Regions from separate parts of the Homo sapiens genome. Here all the other regions are linked to region 1. Evidence: chromatin contacts called from ENCODE Hi-C or POLR2A ChIA-PET data. All regions are on one chromosome and are shown on one strand. The core of a region is the stretch at or near the end of the contact, and the rest is flanking DNA. Distances in the headings are between cores, read along the strand shown. Region 1 overlaps SSBP2 (single stranded DNA binding protein 2). Region 2 overlaps ZFYVE16 (zinc finger FYVE-type containing 16). Region 3 has its middle 74 kb from the start of RPS23.

Region 1 (4,533 bases), core at 1,417-3,916:
GCATGGTGGGTCACGCCTGTAATCTCAGCACTTTGGGAGGCCGAGGTGGGTGGATCCTGAGGTCAGGAGTTCGAGACCAGCCTGACCAACATGGTGAAACCCCGTTTCTACTAAAAATACAAAAATTAGCCAGGCATGGTGGCACACGCCTGTAATCCCAGCTACTCAGGAGGCTGAGTTGGGAGAACTGCTTGAACCCAGGAGGCGGAGGTTGCAGTGAGCCAAGATCGCACCATTGCATTCCAGCCTGGGAAACAGAATGAGACTCTAGTCTCAAAAATACATAAATAAATAAATAAATAAAAAGAAAGAAAAGAAAAAGGAGCAACCATCTAATAAAGTTTAATTTTTGAGTAGTACAAATAACTGTAAGATGGTATGCTAAATATATTTAGTACAGTAAAATAGTTTGTATTTATGCCTGGGTGTCTACATATGCAACGTGCTATTTACACTCCTGAGGCTGTAAAATGCTCATGTTTGGCCACCATTACTGAAACTACTTCAAAAAATGAAATAAGGGGAAATAACAAAATTTCTAGGAAAACTCACAGAATGGGCAAGCAAAAAGGAATTTTGCTATAGATTACTATTCTTCAAAGTAGTAGAGAAGTGGCTTACAATTTTCCAGAAGTAAAGGAAGAGTAGGTGTTAAATGGAGTATCATATTTAGAGACATAAAATATTCATGGTGTACTGTACTGAGACCACACTTCAATGTTTCTATTGTACTGCTGCATCAATATGTGATGACATATTGTAATGTTTATGCCAAAATGCTGTGATATCAGGTTGCCCTGTTTCAAAACTATTCTGAGTCTGGCTCTCCCTAACCAGATGATAAAACAGCTCTTACAAAGCAGTCAACAGCATTACAGTTTGGTTCAGTTAAAAATGTAACCCTTAAAGATATTATTTTAAATGTATACCAACTTATTTTATCTTTTAATGTGAAATGAGATAGCACGCCTTGCTATGAACTTGTGATTTTTTCCTTATTATGCCCAGTTCATGTACCATAAAATCCAGAGATTTCCATGAAGTCTTTGAACAATGTGTATAAATTTCTGTTTATACATGTCAAGAACACTTTAATTCTCACTATATTTCTGTTTAAGTGTCTGTATGATACTTTATTTTCTTAGAGAGAAATAAAGAACAGTTCCTCTACCCTGAGCTAAACAAAAGTGACATAAATTGAAATAAATTTAGTATTTATGATTACATTAAAAAATTGGGGCTGATGTGATTTCTTTACAATAGCAGAAAATGACAAAGGGGGTAAGGGAATGAGAGATAATCTACCATCTTGTTTGTAATTCCTATTTGATGCCATTATTTTAATATCATGTTTACTCAATTGATTATATTTCAGTGCCATGGGAAAATATTTTGCTAAATTAATTCAGGAAATAAGACCAGACCAGCTACTTTCTTCACTTGAGAAGCATGAAAAACTATTTTTTTTGAACTAAGGCTTTTTGTAGTCTATACTTTCCAAAACAAACATTTTACAGTTTGAACACTAGGGGGCATCTTTGTTTCTTGAAATAAAGGGTCTTGGTTGTGATCTTAAAAAAAAAAAACCTCAGCAGTGAAACATTTTTTGATTCGCATTTTGTTTTGTCAAGCATGTTGGCACCGCAAGGTTTATGACTTTGGGCTGGGCATTTTTGTTTCTATATTAATTGAATGAAGCAGCATGTGTGAGTGTGAAGAGACTAGGATAGTATCTAGTACATAAAGAGTACTCAATAGATACTTGCTCCCTTCCCAGGCCTCCTTCTGTGATTTAACTTCAAGATAAAACCTGACAGATCCTTAAAAGGCAGACTGCTCAAAAATATGTGCTTTCAGAGTTATGTGTATTAAACACTAGAACTTGCATGTTCATTTATTGAACAATGTTTTCTTTTTGAATTCATTAAGAGTTCTGCTTTTCCTTGATTATAGCAAAGCTAACTTATTGGGGATAACTAGCTTATTTACTTCTTCAAAGCCTTACATTTGTCAGCACCAAATCTCTTTTGTCTTTCTTCCTCTCTCCTCTTATTGCTTGATTTTATAAAAAGATCTAAACAAAAATGTATAGTAATATGACAAAGAAAGCCACACATAACAATGATATCATTCATAACAAGTCCCTTCTTCTCAGGAGACAGAAGAATGGAGAAGCCAGTGTGTACCTGCTTCCAAGGCTGTACTACCCTCCAGGGTGGTGGTGCAGTTTCTCAGTCCACCATCAAATTATTTTTCCTTTTACAACATTTCTGGTGGGGACAGGAGACAAGGAGGGAAGAGAAAGCAGGGAACTTCTGTTTGCTGTTAACTCTGCTGGCAGTCTAGCATTGAACCCGCTTAAGTTCAGGGGCAGGGAGGGTGAGCCAGAAGTTAGGGGTGGAAGAAGCCTTGTTCCAGCTGCTCTCGTTTCTAAATGCACATATTCACAGAAGAATCTGTTGTTTGCCATGTGCATAGTCCATTAGGGATTGAAGGGAGAAGCTGGGGCTTATTCTGTGCAAGGAAGTTCTCCACATCCTGGCATATCTGAATCTTTGCCCCAGTGAAGAGCTTTCTGATGCCAGTTCTGAATTGGTACCCCTCTTCCAACTGTTAAGACAGCAGTCACTAATGACAAATCTGGGAAGGAAGTAGAGGGAAGAGTTCCTCTTGTCACTGCCCATAAGTGAAAGTCATGTGGAAGCTTTTTAAAAAAGTTTTTTTCCAACTCCAAATTAATCATTTCCTCTGACTTTTAAAATACATGGCTTATATATACATTACAGCACTCATTAATCTGACACGTTTTAGTTATATCAACATCTGTTTTTCCTATTGGGTTGCACTCTTTGAAAGTAGGTGTTATATTTATTTCAGAATACCTTGGTCTTAACCTGATGCTTTGCATATAATAGGCTCAATAAATGTTAAACTGAATTGAATTATCAAATACCTCACTGAATTATACCACTTTATTGCTGGTAAAATTACTCGAAAAGGAAATAAATGTCTTTAATTAGATAAAAGTGAACATAGAAAAATTAATTTGTCCATAGTTTTGAAGCAAACCACTCAAAGAACCAGGATCTAAAAAATAATTCCCATAATCTTAAGCATTATGACTTAAATTATGTAGCTTCTCATGTTTTTCCTTAACACTGACAGGCTAAATTTTTTTTTCAACTGTAAACTGTTACACATAAAAAATTATTTGTCCTCACTAATCATATATTGCCTGCAAGTAAACTACAGATCAGCATAATTTTAACAGAAACGAACTCTAAAAACAGGGGATGTCTTGTCCCCTGCAAAGGTCCCATGTGGATATCAGAACTACAAGAATCCACAGAGCACTCAATCTTGTATTCTGTTTTGGGAATGGAACAGCCACTCTGTATAAAGGTAGACGTGCTATTAGCCAGTGCTTCAAATTCTGATGGTATCACCTCTGGTAAATGCTGAGTTGGGCAAAATGAGGGTAGTCTCTCTCATGATTCTGACTGCAGTTTGGTAGGTCCTCCGTAAGAAATTTTAAGGATGCTATGAATCCTGTGAAGATGAAATTCATTTGGGTTTTGAAATCTTTTATGCTACATTCCAGTTCAGTGGTTCTTAGCAGAGAATGTACACCAGCATCAGCAACAAAGCTTTTCCACATTCAAGTATGCCCAGCTCCACTCCTGGAAATTCTGATTCACTAAGTCTAGGGAGAGTTCTGGGAAACTGTATTTTAAAAAATTCCATTGGGGTTTCTAATGTGAAATATTAATGTAAAAAATCATTATATTACATAGAACTCCTTGAGAAAAGGCACCATTTTGTCTTTTTGGTCTCTCCAATACCTAGCATATTGCCTTGGCATGTGGTAAGTGCTCAGTAATTGCTTGTTAAATGAATGAATTTTATTGCTTCTCTTTTTGGTTCTGTCTACTTCTATGGAGATATGGAATGAACTTTTGTGTAACAGTACAATCACACGCAAGCAGTGACTTGGGTATTCAGCTCAGGTTAACAGACCGCCAATTTGGCCTTCAGTCCAGTGAGGTCTACTATATAAAGTAAGAACAGACTTTTTAGATTTTGAGGACAGCACTGAAACACACCTAGTTTTGCAGCAACCTGAGACATTTTAGTAGCATGAAAACTTATAAAAAGTATCAAATAGGCAACCTGTTTCCAGTTTGTTCCTTTACAGTGGAGGTTCTCAATGAGAAAACTATTATTATGGTTTTTCTAACTATGTACACAGAATAAAAAAGAAAAAGTTTGTTTTAAAAATTATTTTCAAAGATATTCCACTTAAAGTTTCTCTTATCTAAAAGATAAACCTGTTGAACTCTAGATAAACAGCAGTAAAAGTGGCTTTATGCATTTATTCTAGCAGAAGAGCTTCAGAAATAAAATTTGAGTATAATATAGTCAAGGGAATACTTACACTCTCACTCTGAAAAGGATTTAAGAAATTTCCCCCCATTTCGCCATCATCCCTTGGAGTGCCCGGTTGATTACTCAGGCTCATATTATTGGGAGAAT
Region 2 (4,533 bases), core at 1,253-3,752, 960 kb before region 1:
AGGAAAGAGGTTTAATTGACTCACAGTTCAGCACAGCCTCAGGAAACTTATGATCATGGCAGAAGGTGAAGGGCAAGCAAAGCACCTTCTTCACAAGGCGGCAGGAAGAAGTGCTGAGCTAAGGGGGAAGAGCCCCTTATAAAACCATCAGATCTTGCAAGAACTGTCTCATTATCAGAAGAACAGCATGGAGGGAAACTGCCCCCATGATTCAGTTACTTCCACCTGGTCTCTCCCTTGACACGTGAGGATTATGGGGATTACAATTCATGATGAGATTTGGGTGGGGACACAAAGCCTAACCATATCACTAAGAATTTATCAATTTCATTTATGTTATCTAATTTGTTGGCATAACATTGTTCATAGTATTCCCTTATAATCCTTTATTTCTGTGAGGTTGGTAGTAATGTCCCCTCATGAATTGCTGATTTTAGTAATTTGAATCTTCTTTTTTCTTGGTTACTCTTGTAAAGTTTTGTCAATTATATTTTGTTTCTCTGTTCCTTCCCTACTGTGTTTTTTTGTGTTAGATATTTTCTAGTGTACCATTTTAATTCACTTGTCACTTCTTTTAATATGTATTTTTTTAGTTATTTCTTAGTTGTTGCCATAGACATTACAGTTAATACCAAAATGTTTAACAATATAATTCAGATAAATACCAATCTAATTTCCATAGTATATAAAAACTTTACTCCTGTTTATCGTTTCCTCTCTACTCCTTTGTGTCATTATTGCCATACAAATTACATGTTTATACATTATGTGCCCATCAACACTGATTTATAATTATTGATTTATGCAGATGTTTTTTAAATGAGAAGAGGAAAGAGTTACAACCCAAAATACATTTATGTTCTTATATATTAACCTATGTAGTTACCTTACCTATTCTCTTATTCATGTGCATTCAAGTTACAGTCTAGCATCCTTTTATTTAAGTGTGAGGGACTTCCTTTAGTATTTCTTGTACTTGAAGTGTGCCAGCAACATATTTTCTCTGTTTTTGTTTATCTGGGAATGTGCTAATTTCTCCTTCATTTTTGAAGGAGAGTTTTGCTGGACATAAACTTTCTGGTTAACAATATTTTTCATTTAGCACTTTGAATATGTCATTCCACTGTCTTCTGGCCTCCATGGTTTCTTTTTTTTTCCTTTTCTTTGTTTTTTTTTTTTTTTTTTTTTTTTGAGACAGGATTTAGCTTTGTCACCCTGGCTGGAGTGCAGTGGCATAATCACAGCTCACTACAGCCTTGACTCTTGGGTTCAAACGACCCTCCCATCTCAGCCTCCTGAGTAGCTGGAACTACAGACATGTACCACCAGGTTTGGCTAATTTTTTTTCTATTTTTTGTAGAGACAGGGTCTCACTGTGTTGCCCAGGCTGGTCTGAAACTCCTGGGCTCAAGCATTCCTCCTGCCTCGCCCTCCCAAAGTGTTTTAATTATAGGCATGAGCCACTGTGCCTGGCCTCTACATAGTTTCTGATTAAGAAGTCAGCAGTTAATTTTATTTGAAATCCTTTGTATGTGATGATTTGCTTTATTGCTGCTTTCATGACACTCTTTGTCATTCACAGTTTGACTATGATGTGTTTAGGGGTGGATCCCTTTGAGTTTATAGTATACTTGGAATTCTCTGTGATTCTTAGATGTTCAGATTAGTGTTTTTCATTATGCATATATTGGTATTCTTTTTTTTTTTTTGAGATGGAGTTTCCCAGTTATTGCCCAAGCTTGAGTGCAATGGCGTGATCCTGACTTACTGCAACCTCCACCTCCTGGGTTCAAGAGATTCTCTTGCCTCAGCTTCCTGTTAGCTGGGATTACAGGCACCCACCACCACGCCCAGCTAATTTTTTGTACTTTTAGTAGAGACAGGGTTTCACCATGTTGGCCAGGCTGGTCTCGAACTCCTGAACTCATGGGATCCACCTGCCTCAACCTCCCAAAGTGCTGGGGTTACAGGCATGAGCCACTCTGCCCATCCACATATGTTGGTATTCTTGATGATATACCCACACGTCTCTGAGGGTCTGTTCATTTTTCTTCTTTTTTCTTTCTGTTCATCAGACTGGGTAGTCTTAGTTGGTCTGTTTTCAAATTCACAAATTCTTCTGCCTAGTCAAATCTGTTGTTGAGCTCCACTAGTGAAGTTTTCATTTTAATTGTAATTTTGAACTCCAGAATTTGTATTTTTTTCTTACAATTTTGTAATTTCTATCATTTCATTGATATTCTCTGTTTGGTTAGACATCATTCTCATACTTTGATTCTTTAGACATAGTTCCTTTAGTTCTGTGAACATATTTAAAATAATTGATTTATACCCTTTGTCTAGTAAGTGTAATGTCTTTGTTTCCTTAGGGACAGTCCCTGTTACTTGCTTTTCCCTTCATATACAGGCCATATTTTCCTATTTCTTTGGATAAAAGGGTTTCCTATAAAGCTGTGTAACTGAGATACTGTGGAGGATGACATTAGTGAAAGTTGCGACACTGAAAACCTCAAAAAATACTCTGCCCCATATAAGGAATGAGGAAACTGGCAAAGAATCAGAAGCAACTCTTTCAGAACTCTGGAAATTAGCCAAAAGTTTATAGCAATTGGGTATGGTTTATTAAAGAAAAATGACTGAATCTTGATAAGAATAGCAAGCTGTTATTTTAACTTGCCCTATACCTATCCTCTCATCTCCAGCACAGCAGAAGCCTTGAAAACCAGCAGGCTTATAGCCAGTGGTGGGGGCAGTAAGGGGTTGGAGCTCCTTCAAAAACTTACTATCAGACAGTTGTCATTATTTGACTTCTCAGGTGGTTCCCTGGAAGACCCTACTTACAAGGCTGTTTTACTTTTCCTGACTCTAAGCTTACCCAGTGGGAAAAATCTTTTCTCAGGGAGTGTTTGTCGAAATGGAATGATTATGCATACAGCAAGTATTTAACCAGCCTCTAGCTATGGAATACAATTGAGGCAAACAACAGGCAAATCTAAAGGTTAAAAGGAAAAGCTGGGGAATGCTTTGTCGGTAAGGGGTCACATGCAAGTTGCAAATACAAGGATGTACAAATGCCCAGGAAAGACCTGGGAAGGTCCTATGTGTCCACCTCAGATTGACCTTGAGCCTCTGCACAAGCAGGAAGTGATAGCCAAGATAGAGGTGTCCACTGCCTGACTTGAATGTTGAAGGCATGCCCGAACAAGCACATAAAGCTTCCAGCAAAGACTAGGATAGTTATTAGTTTCAGGCATTTAAGGATATCTCAGTTCAATAATTAGACAGCTAATAAGCTAACTCAGCAGAGACTTTAGTGACTACATATGTATGACAAAGAATGCAGATTTTACAGAATTAGTTCAAAAAAGCCACATAACAACAAACAGCAACAAAAACAAACTCTGTGAAGAAGACAAAATCTGATTTCCAGAGTTGCCTCATTAATTATTTAAAATGTCTCATTTTCAACATAAAATTGCCAGACATGCAAAGAAACAGGAAAATGTGGTCTATACCTGAAGGGAAAAGCAAGTAACAGGAACTGTCCCTAAGGAAACAAAGACATTACACTTACAAGACAAAGGGTATAAATCAATTATTTAAAATATGTTCAGAGAACTAAAGGAAACTATGTCTAAAGAACCAAAGGAAAGCATGAGAATGATGTCCAACCAAACAGAATATCAGTGAAGCAATAGAAATGATCAAATTATAAGAAAAAAATATATATAAATTCTGGAGTTCAAAATTACAACAATTAAAATGAAAACTTCATGGTGGCATGCACCTGTACCCCAAGCTACTCAGGAGGTTGATGGCACCCATATGCTTTATTCTTCTTTTCAGTAGTGCCATGGCCAGTGTAAGTCCTTTGATTTTTTCATGTTCGTTTTAGGATCAACTTGTCAGGTTTACAAAAGGTCCATGGGAATTTTTATCTGGGGTTGCATTAAATCATTAGCTTAATTTTGAGAAAATTGGCACATTTTCCATTTTCAGTGTTCCTATTCATATAGTACACCCTCACTTATTTTAAATCTACAGTTATGTGTTGCTTAGTGATGGGGATACATTCTGAGAAATGTTTCATTAGGCAATCTTGTCATTGTGCAAACTTCATAGAGTGCACTTACACAAACCTAAATAGTATAGCCTAGTGCATACCTAGGCTATATGGTATAGCCAATTGCTCCTAGTCTGTAAACCTGTACAGCATGTTACCATTCTGAATATGGTAGACAGTTATAATATGATGGCATTTGTGTATCTAAGTATATCTAAACACAGAAAACGCACAGTAAAAAATACTGTACTATAATCTTATGGGACTGCTGTTGTATATGTGATCCCTCATTGACTGAAATGTTGTTTTGTGGTACATGACTTTATGATTTTTGGTTTAGGCCTTGTATATATTTTCTTGATTTATTCCTTTACCTTATAGATTTTATTGCCGATGTAAATGGTATCTTATTAAATTAAAATTGTAATCTGTTTCTGGTATATAGAAATACATTTATCTCTGCATTTTAA
Region 3 (4,533 bases), core at 1,319-3,818, 930 kb after region 1:
TGGAGCAATGAGTCAGAAGCAATGGTCTCTGGGAACAACCCTGTAGGTGGCGCCACTCTCTGGACTGAGAGGGGCACTGGGTGGATGGTGGAGAGTTAGGGGAGGCTTTGCTGCAGAGATCCGAGCCTTGCTGACTCTTCAGTTCTTGTTTTTAAAGCAATCCTTATTTTTGACCACCTTTTTTCCTTAAAAGTCAGTCAGCTCACCACTTTTGGATTCTTCCTTGACTTCCTGGCCGTACATACTTCCCATCCTCACGCTGCCTCACTTGTTTGGCTCTTCATCTCTCTCCTTCTCCTCCTTCACCCTGGAGCAACACCGGAGGCCTCTCATGTCCTCCCGTGGAGAAGTGGGAGAACAGCACAGCCCTTGCCTTACTATTTTGTTCTTACGACCCTCAGACCTTCAGGGGCTCACTTTCTCCCACAGCACTGTAGCCAAAGAAAGGTTTCTTTCCTAAGAGGGATTATGGTATCAGCTCTTCAAATACCATTAAATTTTTATTTTCTACACATAAACACATTCTTATGGTTTTGGAAAATGGAAGCAGTATAAAACCAAAATTTTTTGCAAACTCAGTGTGATAGCCTTCATATATTAGGCATTCAATGAATATTTTAGTGATTAACAAATGGGTGGTTTTTAATAATGAACCTCACCCTGTTATAACCAAATACTCGTGTCAGAGAAACTAGCTTGCTTTTATATCAAGATTATGGCCCTGGATTTTGATAATGCCACAGAAATATTGTCAAATGTTGTTCACTCGGCTCTGCTCTTTCCAAGTTGAGGTGAGCTAAGGGAGCCAACCAAAGTAAGGTTGGTTTCCTGCTCCTTTTCCCCCCCACTTAACCCTTTGCTTAAAAAGCTCTCCGAGGCCATAAACTACTAGGACACAACTCCCTATTAATTAGCCATTTATAACTATGTTTCTGTTGATTTTTTGGACCAATCATTAATTTGATAGGGTTATAGGAAGTCCTATGCTCCTGTAACTGAGAAGACACTGTCTAAGTGTGGGTCCAGATTGAGGAGGTCCTTTGGGGTCTGTTGCTTCTATCATTGGCCTGACCCACGCTGTCTCTCAAATTCAGACCTCTCAGAAAAAGGAAGAAAGGCTTCATCCGCAGTGGGCATTAAAAAAAATCATAAACATCTATTCATGGTCTTGGAATTGAATCTTAAGGCAAAGCAGGATCTCAGGTAAGATTGACAGATGATGAACTGGCAGCCCACACCCCATTCCTGTTGATATGTTCTACCTCTTTCTATTACTGGGGTGTGATTACTTCAAAGCCAGGAAGAGCTGCAATCTAATTTTAGAAGAATGCCCTTCTTTTACACGTTGGTGAGTATATATCTTAATATATGATGTATATATCTATATAATTTTAGTAGTTGTATAATAAAAATTGGGATAGGTAAACAAAAGAGAGCAGCTGAAAAGTCTACCTATAAAGGCTTCAGGCTAACATAGTTACTTATATTGCTTCTACCACAAATCTGTGGGGATGATTTTTATTTGTTGGGAAGGGTTGTCTCTGAATTTCCTGTAAAGTTTGGCATTTTAAATCTTTTTTTTGACTCTTCTCCTGTTAAATATATATCTTGGAAACTTGGCTGTTTCTGTTTCCTGAGCTTCACAGCGAACCAACAAACCAGCAGTAACTGTAATCCACCTCTTAAAATTTAATCCCTTGGGACAGTCCATCTCAATGGCAGAATAAGAAACACTCTCCTGGCAGAATAAGGGTGAAGATAAGCCTATTCCTGTACTTATCTGGGAGCACATGTAGGTATGAGTAACAAGACCAAGAGCTGCCAAGGGTGAAGGAAGATGTAGGAGCCCATGGATTGCATGAGGGAAATATGGATCCTGTGAAGGGCAAGTTGGTTTCTTTGTGTGGACGACCCAGATAAAGCAATGAAAATGGATAATAAGGACAGTAAGGACAAGTGCCTTCCAAGGCATTAAGGCAAATGAGATTGTAGCATGGATACAGAAGAGAAAGGAGAGAGAGAAAAAGTAGATGGAAAAGTAAATGACTCAAACCTTCCATTACTGAAAGTTCCAAATGTTTCTTTAATGGCAATCACCAGATTGTAGGCCTTCATTTTTCACCGGTCAGCATTCCCTCATCTTTCTGTTCATAACAAATGTGAGTTCCTCTTCTGACCACTAGAGGTCTCTAGAGAATCACGGATCAACATCTGAAGCCTCATACCCTCTTGCTATCAGCCACTCTAGGAGGTGGAAATGTTTATTTTTCCAACATGAATAGTCAGTCACATAGTCACAAGAGATCCAAGGCCTGAATCTTAAATTTCTAAAAATTAAAAAATGCATATAGCTGCTTCAGTGGGTAGCTGCCTACTCAACTTCAAGCTGGCACTGACCATCATCCCTCAAATATGTCCCTTGCTATTTTGATGGTAGAAATTCTGCTATTACACAGAATAACAGCACTGCTTCTACTAAAAAGGCAAATGCTGTGGAAGCCTAATTTATACAATCATAATGAGTTATTTATACGATAGTATGAGTGACTCCGTTGGGCCTTTGCCATTGTGATTACGAAGGATGACAGATCAGGGTTGGTGGGGAGATGAGGAGGGCAATGAAAGAGGAGGTGAAGACAAACTTCATCTACTTCACACCATTGCAGAGGTCTGACCCCAGGTCCTCTTCCAACTTCCTGCCCCTCAGTAAGTGCTGTGGGTGTGTAACCCAACTCTGGGGTCAAGTGAACAAACTGCCCTCAACTTCCTTAAGGCTTCCTGTTCAAGACGATGACTTCCAGACTTTACTGGGACACTGATATTATCACCTCTGGAGTCCTTGATGTGACTCTCTTCCTGGTCATATGGACTGTAGCTATTTTGGGCGTGTCCAACATGTTTGATAGTGCCGGTGATGACAAGTGTACATTTCAACATTCCATTATTTAGAACACGCATGTAATTATTTGTAATGAATCACTGATGACATCTGGAGAACAATGAAGTCCTCTTTTAATGTTTGGATGATTAGCTATCGGAAATTTTTACTTTGATGGTCTTTCATTTTTATCTCAAGGATTTTGGATATTAGTTCCTGTTGCACTCTGATGTACATTAATTTTTCCTACATTTATCTGTCCATCAAACATTTATTGAGAGTCTATTAATTTCCTCTTACACTGAAGGCTCTATAAATATGAGGATGAATAGGAAGAATAGGGCAGGGTTCTCAAGAAGTTCGTCAGTTGATAGAAGGGCCAGATATGTTGAGGCAGTTACGAAGTGCATGATAAATAGAGAAGTACGAAGTGCATGATAAATAGAGAAGTACGAAGTGCATTGGGACTAGGAAAAAAATAAAGAAATACTTCTAGAAAAATAAAGTCCATTTTCTCAGCTTGTTTGAAAGCCATCATCTGTTGTTGTTATTATTTTTCATCAGGGGACAGTAGTCTGATAATTCACCTTGATGCCTTTGGTATATTTTTTAATTGCTTTTAGCTCTTTTAAAAGGTGCTTACCACAGGGTTGAAGGGTAGAGTATATGTAAGGCAATGTGGCTAGAGCCTACTGGTATAACCCATTCCAAAGGAGTGACCTCTTATCTGGTCAAAGGAAGACCAGTGGCCAGTAGGGTTGCCTGTGTTTTCACAGTGGATATCCTGGAGCTCCTGAAGTTGGTACTACTGGAACACAGAACATTCCCTACTGAAGAGAATGTTATAAAGTGCATATGTTCTTTCTTTCTGCAATTTTCAAGGATTGTGCACATCTCTCAGTAACCTAGCCTTCTTTTGAAGCCTTGCTTACAAGACAGAAAATTAGGTGAGTGGCTGAGATTTAGAAGTGCGTATCTACCAAGGGGGAGAGAATAAACTGTCTTTTGAGCAGAGAGGTGGCGCGAAAGCTCACCAACTTCCTGGGTCCAGTATTCTCAGGAGGCCATCTCTTCTGCTGAGGATGGCTTCCTGCAATGGGCTGTGGGTTTGTTTTATCTCTGACCCAAAATAGCATTTGTATTCAGTTCTCTCAATGGAGAGAGTGGAGAGAGCAAATTTCATTTCTTCATTATGCAAAAAGACACATGTATTTATAATGAACAACTCCATTTGGCTTTTTACTTTTAGGTGGGCATAGACTTCAATTGATGCCAGATCCTCCTTTTTCCTTGGAGAATCATGCTTGTACTTTCTTAAATTACATTTATCTACCCTTCTGCATTTTCTTTACTCTGATATTCTTTTTGGAAACTTTTTTTTTTTTCAAACCTCCAAACCACAAAGTGAAACAACAGGGAACATGTTCTTACAACTGGGAAGTCAACATGACAGACATGTTTGGATGTCTGTTATATAGCTTGCTGTAGACCCATCTATTAATAAATAACTGAACGTGGCCGGGCGCGGTGGCTCACGCCTGTAATCCCAGCACTTTGGGAGGCTGAGTCGGGTGGATCATGAGGTCAAGAGATCGAGACCCTTCTGGACAACATGGTGAAACCCCGTCTCTACTAAAAATACAAAAATTAGCTGG

Evidence for each region. Hi-C counts contacts between places; a loop is a spot of excess contacts on that map. ChIA-PET counts read pairs that join two places held with the same protein, here RNA polymerase II (POLR2A). Pooled maps may share reads with other maps.
Region 2: a map of lower leg skin shows a loop between it and region 1 (20-fold over the local background). The contact joins two enhancer-like sites. A Hi-C loop is called at or near these places in 1 of 168 maps with a recorded cell type or tissue (lower leg skin). POLR2A ChIA-PET finds 5 or more read pairs at or near these places in 1 of 52 experiments (OCI-LY7).
Region 3: a pooled map shows a loop between it and region 1 (3-fold over the local background). The contact joins two enhancer-like sites. A Hi-C loop is called at or near these places in 6 of 50 pooled maps. POLR2A ChIA-PET finds 5 or more read pairs at or near these places in 2 of 52 experiments (BJ and T-cell).

What each region holds. Positions count from the first base shown.
Region 1 is chr5:81,424,150-81,428,682 of GRCh38, forward strand. SSBP2 (single stranded DNA binding protein 2) reads right to left here. Exons shown (of 17, transcript NM_001256732.3): 16 at 4,436-4,533. Among named protein-coding and RNA genes, the nearest start is that of ACOT12, 32 kb to the left of the region's middle. Within about 2 kb of position 2,667, at least 2 of the 41 ENCODE cell types and tissues checked have a DNase peak (open chromatin) inside an H3K27ac peak, as active enhancers do.
Region 2 is chr5:80,464,234-80,468,766 of GRCh38, forward strand. The region is part of intron 15 of ZFYVE16 (zinc finger FYVE-type containing 16); the gene reads left to right. Among named protein-coding and RNA genes, the nearest start is that of FAM151B-DT, 21 kb to the right of the region's middle. Within about 2 kb of position 2,503, at least 2 of the 41 ENCODE cell types and tissues checked have a DNase peak (open chromatin) inside an H3K27ac peak, as active enhancers do.
Region 3 is chr5:82,349,810-82,354,342 of GRCh38, forward strand. No RefSeq gene overlaps it. Among named protein-coding and RNA genes, the nearest start is that of RPS23, 74 kb to the left of the region's middle. RefSeq lists an enhancer at 2,485-3,684. Within about 2 kb of position 2,569, at least 3 of the 41 ENCODE cell types and tissues checked have a DNase peak (open chromatin) inside an H3K27ac peak, as active enhancers do.